2 separate regions of the Homo sapiens genome follow, and region 1 is linked to region 2. Evidence: read pairs that join two places in POLR2A ChIA-PET (ENCODE). Cell type or tissue: PC-9. All regions are shown on one strand. Links, peaks and the distances in the headings refer to the core of each region. The heading gives the core; the rest is flanking DNA.

What was found. Peaks named below come from ENCODE experiments on the same cell type or tissue, not always from the same donor. Only the 100,000 strongest peaks of a DNase experiment are listed, where the experiment ranks them.
Region 1: POLR2A ChIA-PET joins it to region 2 with 26 read pairs; 3 of 35 experiments call an interaction of 5 or more read pairs at or near these places.

The regions. Positions count from the first base shown.
Region 1 is chr1:16,978,241-16,986,309 of GRCh38, reverse strand. It overlaps ATP13A2 (ATPase cation transporting 13A2), which reads left to right. Exons shown (of 29, transcript NM_022089.4): 29 at 1-352. The coding sequence ends at 89. MFAP2 (microfibril associated protein 2) reads left to right here and starts at 5,690. Exons shown (of 9, transcript NM_002403.4): 1 at 5,690-5,723; 2 at 7,996-8,069. The coding sequence starts at 8,037. RefSeq lists enhancers at 6,409-6,914, 6,915-7,422, 7,423-7,928. In PC-9, for the core only: no CTCF peak of the experiment used is centred there; a DNase peak (open chromatin) is centred at 1,419; H3K27ac peaks cover 433 bases.
Region 2 is chr1:17,276,528-17,285,478 of GRCh38, reverse strand. PADI3 (peptidyl arginine deiminase 3) reads right to left here. Exons shown (of 16, transcript NM_016233.2): 12 at 8,816-8,951; 13 at 8,603-8,705; 14 at 5,050-5,129; 15 at 4,683-4,808; 16 at 1,246-2,633. The coding sequence ends at 2,400. MIR3972 (microRNA 3972) reads right to left here and starts at 7,590; the gene lies at 7,504-7,590. In PC-9, for the core only: no CTCF peak of the experiment used is centred there; no DNase peak of the experiment used is centred there.

The sequences.
Region 1 (8,069 bases), core at 1-2,500, 290 kb after region 2:
AGCGGGCCTCCAAGAAGCGCTTCAAGCAGCTGGAACGAGAGCTGGCCGAGCAGCCCTGGCCGCCGCTGCCCGCCGGCCCCCTGAGGTAGTGCAGGCCCACGGGCACCCCAGACACTGGAACTCCCTGCCTCTGAGCCACCAACTGGACCCCTCTCCAGCAACACCACCGCCACCACCTCCCACATCCCTGAGGTTGGCGACTGTCTACACTCCTCCCCCGAGACCACCCCCACCCTGGGGAAGCGTTGACTACTGTCCCCTACCTTGGACCATCCCGCGTAGGGGTGGCAGCCCCCAGCTCCCCTCAGTGCTGCTGTCAGTGTAGCAAATAAAGTCATGATATTTTCCTGGCTCTGCTGTGCCTGTCTTGTACCTGGCACCATAGACCCTCCCACCTGCCCAGGAGGAAATGCACATACCCCCGGGTGCCCAGCTGGCAGCCCCTGCACGTGTCTGCCCCTGGAACCCCCTGGGGGGCTGGTTTTTCAGGCTGGTTTTTCAGCCTGACAACCCCCTGGAACCCCCTGGTTTTTCAGACTCCATTGGCCAACTCCCCTCTCTGGGCCTGTGTTCCCTCATCTCACAGTAATAATGTTTCCTCTGTGTCCAGCATGTGCCTGGATATTCCGTTTAGCTTTTTTTTTTTTTTTTTTTTTTCTTGAGATGGAGTCTTGCTCTGTCACCCAGGCTGGAGTACAGTGGGGTGATCTCTGCTCACTGCAACCTCCGCTTCCCAGGTTCAAGCGATTCTCCTGCCTCAGCCTCCCGAGTAGCTGGGATTACAGGCATGTGCCACCACGCCCAGCTAAATTTTGTATTTTTAGTAGAGACAGGGTTTCGTCATGTTGGCCAGGCTGGTCTCGAACTCCTGACCTCAGGTGATCCGCCCACCTTGGCCTCCCAAAGTGCTGGGATTACAGGCGTGAGCCACTGCGCTTGGCCCCATTTAGCATTTTACACACATTGTCATGTCATCCTTCCAACAACTGTGGTACTATTCCCATTTTACAGATGAAGAAACCAAGGCTTAGAGGTTACACAAGTAGTCAGAGTGGGGCCGGATAGCTTTGACTCCAGCTTCGATGTTCCTAACCCTCCTACCCTCCTTTGGAGGACAAGGAGATGTAGGCTTGCCTGGGAGGCATTTGCTAGGGGGCAGCTCCCTCTCTCCCACCTTACCCCCTCCCCGTCCCACCCCAGCATCCTGGGACATGTTTGTGGGCAGTTCCTTCCTCAGATGAAATCCAGGCTCGGAGCCCACATCTCCCAGCCAGAACCACGCGCATCATCCCTCAGGGAAGGGTGGGTGCCTCTGAGCTCATCTCACCAGCGGGCCCCTGGCCAAGCCCCTCTGCTCTAGAGAGGCAGCTTGGCCGTCTGGCTCATCTGGGCAGGGGAGAACAGGAAAGACCGGCTGTTTCCTGCCTTCCAAAAGCCCTGGCCAACCTCATTCCTGGAACCCCTGGTGCTATCCCCAGGCCTGCCAGAGTAGGGGCTGAGAAAACGTTGAATCATGCTGGGGAGAAGGGATGTGGGTGTGAAGATGAAAGTCCTGCCAGGAGGCACATCACAGTGGACCTCTGCTCCTGGCACTGTGTTGCCAGCCAGCGACGGTTCAGGGTGGTAGATGCTGTTTAAGAGGAAGCCACAGAGAGGCCTGGGTTCAAATCCCTCCTCTACCCTTAGCTGATTATTCATGAATCTGTTGGACAGGTGTGTGCCAGGCACCAGGACTAACTCAACAAACTGAATAAAACGGGACAAAAACATGGTCTAACCCTGCGAGCAGTTCACCATCCAGCGTGAAAGCCTGGCAGGGAAGGAGCACATCTCCAAAGACGTAGTGGGAGCACAGCAACCACAGCCCCATCCCCTCCCCTGCCCAAAGAAACAGCCAGGGGAATGGGTAGAAGCAGCAGAGAGGACATGGGAGCCAGGACACGAATTGTCAGCTTTAGCCCCTCAGTTTCCCAGTTTTTCTTTTCTTTTCTTTTTTTTTTTTCAGACAGGGTCTTGCTCTGTTGCCCAGGCTGGAGTGCAGTGGTGCAATCGTGGCTCACTGCAGCCTCTACCTCCCCAGGCTCAGGTGATCCTCCTACCTCAACCTCCTGAGTAGCTGGGACTATAGGCCAGCACCACCACACCCAGCTAATTTTTGTATTTTTTGTAGAGATGGGGTTTTGCCATGCTGTCCAGGCTGGTCTCAAACCCCTGGGCTCAAGCGGTCCACCCGCCTTGGTCTCCTAAACTGCTGAGATTACAGGTGTGAGCCACTGCACCCAACCTCCCTCCTTTTTTCAAGGGTAGGGGACAGCATTTCTGCTGGGTGAGTTCCTCTCTTTTGCCAGTGGGATTGCTCCTGGCAGCAGTGGGGTCTAAGGGCAGGCAGAGAGGGCTGGGCTGGCCTGGCCTGAGGGCCCACCTCTCTCCAGGTGACAAAAGTCTCTGCTGCCCTGCAATAGACACTGGGGGGCGGGGCATGGGAATGAAGGAGGCACAGGGCATATTTACTCCCTCCCTAAGACTCAGAGTCTAAGGGAGGTGGGGGAATGACTGGCGATGAAGAGATCAGATGGCAAGGGTCTAAATCAGGGGCCATCCTCATCTCCTCCCAGCCCGCAGCCCCTACAACTCTCACTCCCGCCTCAGGCCTAGGCTCCTGGGCAGGGCTGAAGGCTGCCCCTCACGCAGAGGATCTGCACCCCCAGCCAGCTTCTCCGGGAAGAGTTTAGTGTACAGTTCACTCATTCATTCCACCAATGTTTGCTGAACTGCTGCTCTGAGCCGGGCTCTGAACTTAATGAGCAAAACTGAAGATGAGCAAAAACAGCCTTGGTCCTGGCCTTCACGGGGCAAGATGACAGTCTCATCGGGAAGAGGGACAGGGCTCAGATGGTCACAGACATAGGCCAACAAGACAACTGCAAGCAGTAAAGCTAGAAAGCACAAAAAAAGGAAAAAGGGAAGGCCCCTCTGAGGAAGGGAGGGTTTGATCTGTGACCCCATGGAGGAGACCTCAGCCAGTGCTCGGGAGGAAGAAACGCCTCAGTGTGGGAGGGAGAGGGGTTTGGGAGAAAACCCCCAAAGGCCAGTGGCTGGAGGAGGAAGAGGAGGCAGAGCCAGGCTGCCATAAAGGGCCGGGGCCCTGGAAGCCACAGGGAAGTTGAGCCTCTAACCTGAGTGAAAGGCGATCAGTAGAAGGGGCACGATCTGCGGGGGTGAGGGAGGCAGGACCCACGTGGGAGAGCCCAGAGTGGAGGCTATCGCAGAGCCCAGGCAAATGATGGTGGTGTCAACTAAATAAGAAATCAGCCTTTTGACCAGGTGCAGTGGCTCACGCCTGTAATTCCAGCACTTTGGGAGGCCAAGGTGGGTGGATCAGCTGAGGTCAGGAGTACGAGACGAGCCTGGACAACATGGAGAAGCCTCGTCTCTACGAGAAATAAAAAAAAAAAAAAAAATAGCCAGGCATGGTGGTGGGTGCCTGTAGTCCCCACTACTCTGGAGGCTGAGGCATGAGAATCGCTTGAACCCAGGAGGCAGAGGTTGCAGTGAGTTGAGGATGCACCACTGCACTCCAGCCTGGGAGATAGCAAGACCCTGTCTCAAAAAAAAAGAAAAAGAAAAAATCCACCTTTTGGCCAGGCACAGTGGCTCATGCCTATAATCCCAGCACTTTGGGAACCCAAGGCAGGCGGATCAGCTAAGGTCAGGAGCCTGGCCAACATGGTGAAACCCTGTCTCTACTCAAAAAAAAAAAGCAAAAATTAGCCTGGCATGCTGGCATGTGCCTGTAATCCCAGCTACCCGAGAGGCTGGGTTGGGAGAACCTCTTGAACCCGGGAGGTGGAGGTTACAGGGAGCCGAGGTCACACCACTGCACTCCAGCCTGGGCAACAGAGTTAAACTCCATTTCAAAAAAAAAAAAAAAATCAGCCATTGAAAAAATTAAAGTTAGTTTTATTGAGTCTTACTGAGGACTGCACCCTGGGAGAGGGTTTCAGAGAGTTTCTGTTAGACTGCGCCAAAGCAGCATTTCAGCCCACAGTTTAGATACAGAGGCAGGCGGTTCTGTGTGTGCTCAGAAGCTATGGTCAGGCACGGTGGCTCACGTCCGTAATCCCAGCACTTTTGGAGGCTGAGGCGGGTGGATTGCTTGAGCTCAGGAGTTTGAGACCAGACTGGGCAAACACGGCAAAACCCCTTCTCTACAAAAAATACAAAAAAAAAAAAAAAAAAAAAAAATTAGCCAGGCATGGCGGCTCTTGCCTGTAGTCCCAGCTACTTGGGAGGCTGAGGTGGAAGGATCACTTGAGCCCAAGAGGTGAGCTGTGATGGTGCCACTGCACTCCAGCCTGGATGACAGAGCGAGACCCGGTCTCATTAAAAAAAGAAGAAGAAAAATTTACATCAAATGTCTTCAGAAGCTACACTAGTGCAAATCTCGCCAAGGTTTGGGTTCGAGGATGCACCTAGTTATATAGATTATAGAGGCATAATCGTCAATCCTGTCAGGTGCTATCTTATGTACAGGAAAAGGCACAGCCAGGATCATTTAACTTATATTTTCTAACAATGCAGTGATTCAGGCAAGAGGCGTGGGAGCCTGTGTTCTGCCCTGCCTGCCATCTTCAAGGCATCCTTCCGTTGGGCTGCCCCCAGTCACTGAGTCAGGGCTTTGTCAGCTTCTGACAAGCAGAAAGAGCAAATGCGGTTTCTTGGGATTGCAACTTGGTCTCACAGTGGCTTAGGCCAGGGTGGGAGCAGTGAACGGAGTCACAAAAGAAATTTTTCAGGTAGCATTCACGGGTGGGTGCTGGATTAGATGCAGGGCTAAGGGCAGGGGAGGAAGCCTGGGTAATGGAAGGCTGCGGGGCCAAGGGGGGACTGGGAATCCTGGAGGGCCAGGTCTGGGGGAGAGTTAGGAGGTCGTGAATTTGGACTTGGATGCTTGTTGAAGCTGATGCATCTTGAGGACATTTGTGGGACACATAGGCTGGGTCAGGGCTGAAAGAGGTGCTGGTTATGGCCGGGGGCAGGGACTCATGCCTGTAATCCCAACAGCCCAGGAGGATGAGACAGGAGGAATGCTTGAGGCCAAAATTTCGAGGCCGGAAGTTCCAGACGAGCCTGGGCAACACAGCAAGACCCTGTCTCTAGAAAAGGAAAGAAAGAACCGCTGGTTGTGGAAGCCAGCCATGGCCCAGAGCTCAGCAGTGTAGGAGAGGAGGGTGCGGGCCTGAGAGAGGCAGCAGGCTTGGCTGGAGAGGCAGAAGGAAAACCAAGGCAGGAGAGTGTCCTGGAAGCTGGGAGAAGGCAGAGGGAGATCGAGGCTTACTTTCTGGCTGAGGGGCCTAGGGTGAGTCACTTTGGGAGGCTTGATTTCCTCCTCTGTGAAATGGGCAACACACCTACCCTTGCCCACCTCACCCCCCTCACCCCGTCGACGTCGAGTGAGGAGCAGCTGTGAGGAGGAGGAAGCTTTGCACAGACGTGAGGACGGCCCCGGGCGCCTCTACCCCGGGGACACCCCCCCCCCCAGGAGATGGAACCCCGAGGGCACGGCGTGGCGGCCCATGCGGGCAGCTCGCGTTAGGACCCAGCGGCTCCGGGGCTGGAGGGCGGGCGCCAGCCCCGTCGGGGGCCCGGAGGGGGACTCGGAGCGGGCCAAGGGGCGGCTCCGGCGGGCGGACTCGGAGCGGGCGGCGGAGTGACCCGGACAGGTAGGCGCGGGCCTGGCGCTTGGGGGCCCCGGGGGGCGGTCAGGGGCGTCGGCGGGTCCCCCGGCGCGGGGGCGAGGGTGCCAGGCTCTCTGGGTCCTCGATCCTGGGGCAGCCGCGGAGGTTCCTGAACCCCGCGCCTTCAGAGCGGAGGCCAAGGGGGCACCTGGAAAGTTTGGGGTTGCTCTGCAGAGAGAACGCGAATTGGGAAGGGCGGGGAGCCCGAGTTTGGGGGGAGCCAGAGGTGAGGTCGTCGGGGGATGGGACATCTTTTGTTCTCCCGGGGAGGTTGGAATGTGGCGGGTGGGGTGGGGGGGGGGGGTCCGGTGGGAATGGCCGAGACAGAGACGCAGAGAGACAAAGAGAGATCAGAGACGGGAGCGCGAGGGCGCGCGGAGCAAGTTTCCGCGGCTGATTGTTCCCAGCTGTGCGGCGCTGCAACATCTGGGTTTCTCCCGCCGGGACCCCTCCCCCTGAGCCCGGCTCTGGAGCCGGCAGAGCCCTCCCTCCGTCTGATGTCTGAGCGAGCGTCGGGGCCCCCTGTCCCCCACCTCCCAGGACGCAGGGGAGTCGGGGGTGGGGGAGGCCGCAGCTGTGGAAGAGGCCAGAGGTGGGGGTGGGGCAGCCTCCCAGGCAGGTCCTGGCCTCCCGCACGCCCCAAAACCCCTTCGTCTAGAAGAGCTCGGAGATGTGGTCCCGTGGGAGGAGTTCATGAACTCCACACTGACTTCTCTCTTTCCTGCCTCCCCGCTAGCCCGTGGGCCTCCTTCCCCCAATAAGCCTGGGTTCGGGGGCCAGTCCTAGGGGAGGAAGACTCCCCGCAGGGTACCGACAGGCATCCCCCAACACCTTGCAACCCCTCTTGCCCCAATTCAGCGCCTTCTGCTGAGCAGCGGGGGCTCCGACCGACCTGACGGATGGGGAGAAGGGCAAGGAAGGCTCTCTGGGTCTTTTCATCCCCCTCCCATGAGGAGGTCAAGGGTTTTCAGAATGGGGTGTGGGGAGCCAGCTATCCCTCGCCTCTGGGGCAGCTTGGTCCTGAGCTTCGTCTCCCGGCTCCCACTCCACCTTAGTGAGGTGCCTAATGCATGAGAGGAGCCAGGGGGTCAGGAGGCCTCAGGATTGAGAGGAAGGAGGGAAAGACCTCCTGCTTTCTCCCCTTTCCCTCCCCTCTCCCTGGACTCCCAGTGGGGAAAATAGACCAAAGTTGGGGTTTCCAGCTAGCTCTCTGAAAGGACTTCCTGGGTTGCAGCCGGGAGGGGCCCTCCTGGATGGACCCCGCCCTCGCAGCCCTCCCTACAGAAGGCTGACGGACCTGAGGTGGCCCTCCACTGAGCTGGGGCTGGATGTGGGGAACCGGAGGCTCCCCCAAGTCCCACCGTGTAGCCAGGACTGGAGGCTGGGCTCTTGAATGTCAGGAGCCTGATGAAAGCCACGGACCCCATGCCCTCTCCCTCCAAATGACACACACACTTGCCTACAGTGTCAGGGGGTGCAGAACCCCCAGCCTGGGTGATGTCACGGCCCCTTCAGTGCTGCCTTTCTGGGATCCAGAGGAGCCCCCTCAGGCTTCACTCTCGTGCTTCCTGCTGCTGCAAATAGCCCGGGTCTCGTGAGCCTGTGATGCACACAGCCAGGTCTTGCGAGGCCTGGAGGCCTGGCAGGAGAGGAGTCTTCTGGGAGCTGGGAGCCCTGCCCGGCCTGGCCGCTCTGGGGGCCGGGCAGGCCCATGTGTATGTGGTTTCCTGCTGAGCAGGATGCTTAGGGCCCAGGGGCTAATTGGGAGCAGGTGGTGGCTTGGCAGAAGCTGCTGAGTCCAGGCGGTGATGCCGGCTGGCCAGGGCTGGGGTCCCAAGGATGGGCCTGGGTTCAGTGATTCACGCAGTCAGTGCCTTGGACACCCAGGGAGCCACTGGGCCAGAGGGCTGAGCACGGGTGTGGGTGAGGACAGAATGGCCTGGGCTGGGAGCACATTAGGAATGTCCCCTTAGTGAGCAGGGCAGGGTCCGCCCTTCCCTGACCACATCAAGTACACCCACTACACGGGGTTTGCTTGTCAGGATCAGCCCTGGAGCTGGGTTGGAGGCCTTGTCCCTTGTGACCTGAACACCTGGGTGGGCCAGCAGGGACTGGGATGTCCCTCCACTCCAGCCCTCCCATGCCTGGCTTCTATTCTGGGTGCCACCTTCTCCAGGGCGAAATCAGGGGATCAAAGGTGAGCTCTGCTGTCCTGGGTGTGGCCCTGGGTAGAGCTCTCCCACCGGTCTTTCCCCAGCTGTCCTCTCTGACACCACCCCGGCCTGCCTCTTTGTTGCCATGAGAGCTGCCTACCTCTTCCTGCTATTCCTG
Region 2 (8,951 bases), core at 5,332-7,831:
ACAGGGTCTCACTCTGTCACCCAGGTTGGAGTGCAGTGGTGTGATCTTTGCTCACTGTAACCTCAAACTCCTAGTCTCAAGCAATTTTCCTGCCTCAGCCTCCCGAATAGCTAGGACTACAGGCCTGTACCACCATGCCCAGCTACTACTGAAGTCAGTAGAGGTCCAGCATGACACCATGTCAGACTTCTGACCTCCAGAACCATAAGATAATACATTTGTGTTGTTTTAAGCCACTTCGTTTATGGTAATTTGTTATAGTAGCCTTCAAAAAGTAATGCACTGACCCTGTCCTTTGCTGTGTGGACAGGTGGATGCCGTGTTCAACTGTGTTTTGCTTCTCGTCCGCCTTGGGGTTAGGTTTTTCACTGCTCAGTTGCCCCACCCACACCAACCTAGAGCACAGGGAGCAACTTTGAGAGGCATTCTGTTTCCAGGGCTTTATGCTGGGTCCACCCAGAGCCCTGTGGCCAGTCTTGGGGGTGAGAAAAGCCTGTTGGAAACTCATCCCTGTTCTCCGAATTTTAGGCACTTGCCTTCTAGAGAGTCACATTTCCCTCCCCAAACCCTTTCAGAAAATAGGATGTTCTCAGCGTCTTCATCTGTCTCAGCTTCCCCTGCTGGGAGAAATGAGGGAGGGAGCTTATTTTGTCAAAATATGGGTATGTGAGGGGACACCGGGAATCTGTTCAGAGAACCTAAGTAAGCCACGGCAAGGAGGCAGCACTGGAGAAACCTACACAGCTCTAGCCACCCAGCCCGGGGTGAGCTTGAGTGTGTTTCTGTGTTTTGCGCCTTGAGGGAAAATAAAGGGGTTGGGAGGGTGGAGGGCAGAGGGACAGTGCCCGAGTGCTCTGAAGTAAGGCTTCCCGCAGCCTCTTGCAGGCGGAAGGAGGATGCTGCTAAGGACACACAAAAGGCCTCCACATGCTCCCCATTGCCCATCCTTCCACAGTGCAACCTCCAGCCACAGCCCGGCCCCTAGCCTTGCCATGCTCACTTGTCCTGGTAGCCTGGCATTTTACCCCCAGGCTTGCTTTTATGTGTCCATATCATTACAGGTGTCCATGGCAGTCCTAACCCATCCTCTGGCCAAGACAAGGCAATCTCAGTCTTATCAAAATTTGGGATGTCAGCCCCAAATTCTTGGGGGTCAAGAAAGCAAATGCTTCAGCTGCAAGAAAGTCCTCTCTCTTTGCTGTCTCATTCTAAGCTCAAAGAAGGGTCAACATGAGAGCCAAGCCATTTGTGTTTCTGTTGATTTATTAGCGAGTGATGGAAACGCAGCTGGACCCATACAGAACACACGTGTAGCTGGCACACACCTCGAGAACCGCCCCCCCACCCCCATCCCCTGAATTCAGTGGTTCATTCCCAGAGTTTTCCCGCTGTGAGCTGCCTTGGTGGATCCAGCCCCTTAGCCCCCTCTCCTGCAGCAGAGCAGGATGTGGAAACGCTGACCAAAGGCCAACAGAGAGCCTGAGACCAATCCAGAGGAGAGGCAGCGTTCTCTCCTCCTGCAGAGAGAAGTCCCAGGGCCAATGAAGCAACCTTCTCCAGACACCTAATATTAACCATCACAAGGTGGATCACCATAGTCAACCATGTGTATTATGGGAACTACTTTTCACCCTTGTACCCAGTCTCCCTAGTACCCAACAATCCCCCAGATACTTTCGTCTCCAAGAAATTCCAGGAGGATTCTGGACAAGGCTGGATTTCTGCATGTCAGATCATGGGGAGTTTATAAGGCTAAGGGACAACTCTCATTGCTTCCACATGCATCTAGAAGCTCCTACTATGTGACAGCTCACGCTGGGTGAGGGTCAACATCTGGGCAGGAGCTTGGCCGGGTGAAAGATGGTTCCGCCCTGATCTAAGTGGATCCACAGCTCCCTTTTTATGGGGGAGGCTTTAGGAAGAATCTCTCCTGCCTGTCCTGCGTGGAGTGGTCTGGTTTTAGGGTTGTTCCTCTGCAGAGAGGAAGCAATTGGACCAAAGCAGAATCATGGATCCTTCCTCTGTTAGGATGCACAGGACAAGATGGCTGATGAGATACGTGGATGTTTCTAGACCCCAATGTGGATTTGTCCCCAAATGGATGATTTCAGAGTGAGAAGGGGACATCTCCATGGGTTGTGTTGAATCACAGGAGAGGCTATAAGAAATGAGGTCCTTCTTTTTGGGGGGCCGAGAAGATTCAAGTCTGAGAACCACATGGGTTGCAGGTGAGGCATGGACACTTCCAGGGAAAAGGCTTCTGAGAGGGACGGTCACCCTCAGTGTTCCATCTGGAGCCTTGGGGTCTCTTGGTGCTTATCGTTCAGGGGCCTGTCTCTGTCTCCACCACCTGGGCCAATGCCCGCCCCAGGGGGACAGGATGGTGGGTGGGAGCTGTCTCAGGGCACCATGTTCCACCACTTGAAAGAGAAGGGCTTTCTGCACACATTGGTGCCACAGTGCACCTCCCCATGCAGCATGTGGTATGGAGTGAAGTCATCAATGAAGGTGCAGTGGAGGCCCAGCGGCTCCAGCAGGGACCGCACCTTCTCCTCCAGGCAGCAGCAGCCATTGATGATGGGCCCAAAGGGCTTGGGGATGCCCAGGTGCTTCCCCAGCACCAGCATGTTCACCTGCAGTCCAAAGGGGAAGCAGCACTTCATCACTGGGCTCCCACCCCACACCTCTACTCTACCTGCAGGACCTAGGTTTGTGTTTTAGACAGCCTTGTCAATAGCTACTCACCCTTTCCTGTGCAATGAGAAGGTAACTGGCTAAAGGGGCTGGGAAGAACCGGTTAGCCAGGTGCCTTTGGGAGCATCCGCAGAACTCACTCTGGCAACGTGCTCTGGAAACTGCCCTAATGTGAATTTGGAATTGTGGATTGTGGCAGCTGCCATGTTTGTGCTGCAGAATCCCAACCTTCTAGGCCATAACTGATTGGGCCAGGGAGAACAGCTGGTCCAAGATGGACCAATCAGAGTCCCTCTCCCAGGAATTTGAAACTGACAATGGGAGCGTCTAGTTGGTCTCTGCCCGTGTCAGTGTCTCTGTGCATGGCCATACTCATCTTTGTCCCCAGGAACAGAGAAGCAAAGGAAGCCAAGCTGGAAGAAGAGGGAGAAGAAGTAGGAGGTGGAGAGGGTGAGAGAAAGAGAGAGAATGAATGATGTAGACACAGAAACAGAGAGGGTTCCAGGCTCTGCTGCAGCTATCCTGCCCTCAGGTTTCTGGTGTCCTTATATTAAGACTCCCTCTGGCTGAAGCTGGCTTCAGTAGGACTCTGTCTCTTGCGAACACAAGAACCTGAATCATTGCACAAACTTCTTGGGGCACATATATAATTACAAGATAGCCTCGAACAGGAAGGAAGGGGAGTGAAAAGAGGCTTTGCAAGCGGAGGGCAAAATGTTGCCTGAAAAGAGGAAGGAAAAAGCGGGGCATGAAGCAATGGTGGTGTGGACAGGTTCCCCACAAGGCTCTGACAATGGGCAAATTGAGTTCTTTTAGGGGATGAGGTGGGGAGGAGTGGAGAGGGGAGCTGGGTGACCTATAGCAGTGCTACTCAAACTGTGTTCCTCTAAAAGGCAGCATCAGCACCACCTGGGTGTTTGTTAGCGCGGCAGCAGTGCCTCGGGCCGTGCTTTAGACCTGCTGAATCAGGACCGCTGGGGTGGGGCCCCACCTGTCCAGGTGTTTCAAAGGCAAGCTCAAGATTTAGAAGCAGGCCAAGCACGGTGGCTTCCGCCTGTAATCCCAGCACTTTGGGAGGCCGAGGCTGGTGGATCACCGGAGGTCAGGAGCTCAAGACCAGCCTGGCCAACATGGCAAAACTCCATCTCTACTAAAAATACAGAAATTAGCCGGGCGTGGTGGTGCACGCCTGCAATCCCACAATCCCAGCTACTCAGGAGGCTGAGGCAGGAGAATCGCTTGAACCCTGGAGGCTGAGGTTGCAGTGAGTGAGATTGTGCCACTGCCCTCCAGCCTGGGCAACAGAGTGAGACTCCGTCTCAAAAAAAAAAAAAGAAAAAAAGAAAAAAAGATTTACAAGCATCAGAGGCAAAGCCCTCAAGGCTCAGTCAAAAGCCACTTCTTCCATGAAGACTTCCTGGATCTCCAGTTCTACCTCTTAGGCTGGAAGTGCTTTGTCTCACCTCCAAACTGCCACATCGCCTTATCCTACAAAATAGATCACTGGGACATGTCCTCAGAGAAGGGAAGAGTTTCCCTCTCAACCGATTAGACTGAAAGTCCCTTGAGAGCAGGGGGCATTCTTAATCATCTCTGCATCTGCCACAGGACACCCTAAATACATGTGGGATGGATGAAGAGCCACAAGCTGGGAGGAAGAGAGCAGAATGAGCATCTGGGTTCCCAGCTGATGCCATGTGCTTTGCACACGTGACCTCATGCAATCATTCATTCACTCCACAAATGTCAAGTGGACCCCTTCCCTGATGCCCCTTGGGCCAGGGCTTGGCCAGCAAGCATTCCACAGGGACCATGGTGGTCAGCCAGCTAGAAGCCCTTCTGAGGAGCACCATAGGACCCCTGATTCTCCCTGCCACCCCCACTGGCCACCACAATCCTAAATATGACTGTGACCAGACATTTTTCCTCTCTCGAGCTTAGAGGTTTGCAGCCTGATTTGGCAAAGGAGTCATGGGTAGTGCCCTCACCAAGTCAGGGAAGAAGGCCGTTGCTTTTTTCCTCTCGGTCTTGAAGAGCTGTGGGATGTCAATGATGTCACACTCTGCCAGGCCCAGCTCCCGCTTCAGCACCTCACGGTTCCAGTCGATGCAGCTCTGGGGGCAGGGGAGGGCCAGAGTTGGGGACACCTTGCCAGTGTGTTTTGGGGGCACCAAGGCATCCTGTCGCTCCCCTCACTTCTTCTGGGTCAAAAGAGGGTGTTGGGACCCCTCTGTCTGGGCCTGTTCTAACCTGAGCTTTCATGAACAGTTAGCCTCAGATGTCTGTATCCCATCCTTGCCTCCAGCCCCGCCTACTCCCAAATCACAGCCCACAGGTACACCACAGCCCTTGTACCTGCACAAACTTATTGTAGTTGATGAGGTCTTTATTGGAGAGCACCTGGTTGATGGAGATGGTCTTGACCTGCTCATCATCTGTGAAGGAGAGAGATGAAAGAGAAGGACAGGGACAGCACCAACGTGAGGACCACCTGCTTAGGGAAGCAGACAGGCAGGAGCCAAGTTCACAGCTAATGGTCTTGCCGAGTCAGCAGCCTCTGACTTTCCCAGGCCTTGGGTGGGTTCCACCTGTCTGAGCTTGCCTTGGCCACTGTGCACATCTTGGGGTATAAGGAGTGGGAGGGTCTGGTTGCCACAGTGGAATGAACTGAGACCTTTATTTGAGTTCACTGGAAGTGGTAACGCCTGTCACTGGAAATGTACAACTGCCCGAGGGCACTGGATGAGGAATCCTCTTGCTTTGGCTTAGCGGGGAGCTGGGTCAGTTGCTGCCCACCCACCCACCATCAGTCAGGTTTTATAGGTTCACTGAGCAGCGAACCAGCCAGTCCTGGGATTCAGACACCATCCAGCCCCAATCCTGCCCTTCAGGGGGTGACTGCGTGAAATGGGGACCTCCCAGGGGTCCAGATTTTCTCAGCCTGATGGTGTGCCCATGCAGATGAGACTGGACAGGGAAGCGGAGGCTAGAGTCAATGGCACACAATCCTCATGGCTGCTACTTAGTAAGCGCTTACCATGAGCAGGCCCCGAGGGGAGTGCCCAGGTTCAGCATCTCATTTAACCCTCACGGTGACCCCCACAAGGTATGCATTATGATCCCCACTTTACAGATGAGAAAACTGAGGCTCAGAGAGGTCAGAAGACTTGCCAAAGGTCACACAGGTAGGATATGTGGGGGCTTGTGATTCAAACCCAAGCCCAGGGCTCGCACAGGGCCTCAAGCCTTGACCAAGGGAAAGGAGAGGGCTCCCCTGACCCATCTGCAGGTCTAACGCCCGCTTCACCCCAGTTTAAGGCAGGAAGCTGGGGTCCAGTCCCAGCTCCACTGCAATCTTGCTGAGGCCTCTGGGCCAGTGACATCCCCTCTCTGAGCCTCACATTCTTGGGAATAAAGGTGGGTGAGAGTCATCCCATTTGATCTCTCGTGAGATCAAATGAGATAACACGTGTGATGCACACAGCGTGAGGCCTGGCGCACTGAGGTGTCTAATCAGTGCTCTGGCCTCTGTGTCTGGCCTCTGTGTCTATGTAATTAATCGCCACAGTCACTGCCTGAGTGTCAGCCCTCGAGGGTGGGGTGGCTGCTTGTGGCCTGCCATCTGTGAATTCTCCCACGCTCCCTCCCAGCTGGGCAGGTTGGAATAACTCTGCTCAACCCATTCCTGGGTCTTGCTCACCATAAGTTCTCCCAGGAAAGATGAAGGTGGCATTTCTCCCTGCCTGGTACATAATTTGGATTTAAGGATTTCTAAGACTTACTCTAGGTTCACCGGAGTCTAGTTAGGGTGCGTTTGGGAGCAACAGGGTCAAGAAAGACTATTTCTCTTCCATTTTATTGCTAAGGCTCCAGGGTTGTGTTGGAAGAAGTTAACGCTAGCAAACAGAGAGCAAGGGGACTTTGGAAATTATTATACTTGGGGGCGTCTAAGTTCTACAGGAGCTTTTTTTCTCTCTGAGCTGTGTTTGGTCTAGGATGCTATCTGCCTTCCCTGAGGCCATGGGACCAAGAAAATCTATGATCCTGCGTGTCAAAGGGTCTTTGCCCTGGGACCTCTGGGGTCACTGAGAAAGGGAGGATCCTCTGGGATTCATGCAGTCTCAGTGGGGCTGGAAAGGGAGTGAATTTGAGAACGCTTCCAGCAAGCTTGCCAGATGACTCCAGTCCAGCCAGCTCTCTCTCTCTCAAAATTCTTCCAGTGCAAAACAAAAAACAAAACAAAAAAAAGTGGGCCCTGGCCAGACACAGTAGTTCACACCTGTAATCCCATACTTTGGGAGGCCAAGACAGACAGATCACTTGAGCTCAGGAGTTCAAGACCAGCCTGGGCAACACGGTGAGACTCCATCTCTACAAAAAATACAAAAAATTAGCCAGGCGTGGTGGTGCATGCCTGTGGTCCTAGCTACTCGCAAGGCTGCGGTGGGAGACTCGCTTAAGTCTGGGAGGTCGAGGCTGCAGTGAGCTGAGATCATGTCACTGCACTCCAGCCTGGCTGATAGACCCTGTCTCAAAAAAGAAGAAAAGAAAATGCCAGCTCCTTGTTTAAAGAGCAGACAAAAGAGTACCATTAAAAGTGCTACAGTATAAAGTTGTTTCTTTGTCCCCGAGTCTCTCTCCTGACTTGTCAGGGTGGTTTTTATTTGCTATTTCACATTGCGCTTTGCCGGGGACTTGCATGGGGCTGGACAGTCCCTTGCTGGTGTCAGGGCCCACCCTGTGGGCCTCACAGCGGAGGCCTAGCTCCCAGGGGGCTGTGCTTGGGCATGCCTCTGCTATGAGACCCACATGCTGTGCCCTGGAACGGGGCTGGCAGGTCCAGTTTGGCATCTCTCATTCCCACAGGACTGCCACCCCAAGCCAAGGCAAATGGGCGACCTCCAGAGTATTGTGGCCTCTGGGTATGTGCTGGGTACCTGAGCAAGCCTGGGTGAGACACTTACCCCTCCCAAGTTGCCCACCAAATGCCCTTGCAGGGCAGGGACGACTGATGCCATGAAGATGCTGAGTGGCACATGTGCCCAACCCCAGCCCTCCCCATGCCCAGGCTCCTGCTGGGGGCAGAGTGCTGCAGCATCTCAGGACAGTGACAGAGATGGGGGAGGCCTTGCACTGAGGCTCCAGGGAGCACAGAAGTAGGCAGCAGAGAATCTGTGCCAGGGAGGCAGGGAGGCTGGGAGACAGGACTGTGCCTGAGCAGAGGCTCCAAGCCCCGTAGATGCTCCACTGATCCATCAGACCTCACAAAACAGAATTAAGATTTCAGGGCAGCCAGGTGTGGTGGCTCACGCCTGTAATCCCAGCACTTTGAGAGGCCGAGGCGGGCTGATCACCTGAGGTCAGGAGTTCGAGACCAGCCTGACCAACATGGAGAAACCCCCGTCTCTACTAAAAACACAAAATTAGCCGGGCGTGGTGGCGCATGCCTGTAATCCCAGCTACTCAGGAGGCTGAGGCAGGAGAATCGCTTGAACTTGGGAGGCGGAGGTTGCGGTGAGTGGAGATCACGCCATTGCACTCCAGCCTGGGCAACAAGAGTGAAACTCCGTCTCAAAAAGGAAAAAAAAAAAAGGGAGATTTCAGGATAGTGACTGCAGAACATTAAAGCTCCACGCCGTGACTGCACTGGTCACCTGCCTGGGAAGCCACTATGTCCCCGCTCAGTCCATGTCCACCTTCTATCACCCCGCTTCCCACCTCAGCTCGGCCCCAGCTGTGGGCAGTGGTGTCTGGTGAAGCAAGGTGTGCAGGGGCAGGAGTGAGAAGCCCTGAATTTGGGGACACACCCCTGCTTTAAAACTTGCCCTCCCCCTCTCAAGCCATGATGTGTCTTAATTTGGGTAAGGGGCAGGCAAGCCGCAAGGAGGGACACGGCACTGTTACCCACCAACAACCCCCTGGAACAGGAGGGCCCTCCCGTGGCCACACTTCTGCTTTTCCTGGAAGAGCTTGAAGCAGGCCCCAGGGCTGGCCAGGAGCATCCGGAAGCCCTGCGTGCAGAGAACAGATTCAGCTGAGCCTCCTGCCTTGGCATGGCGCCCTGGAGCTCAGTTCTTGCCCCAGATGCCAGGGAAAGACACGTCATGCACGAAGTTCTTACCTTCCCATCGGGGGCAGGGACAAAGCTCAGAAACTCATCCACATGGCCCACGGCCAACCAGTCCACAAAGAGCTCCACGGGGGGCTGCACCTTCTGGGCATGGAGGAAGTCCCGCACCACCTGGGTGACCCTGCGG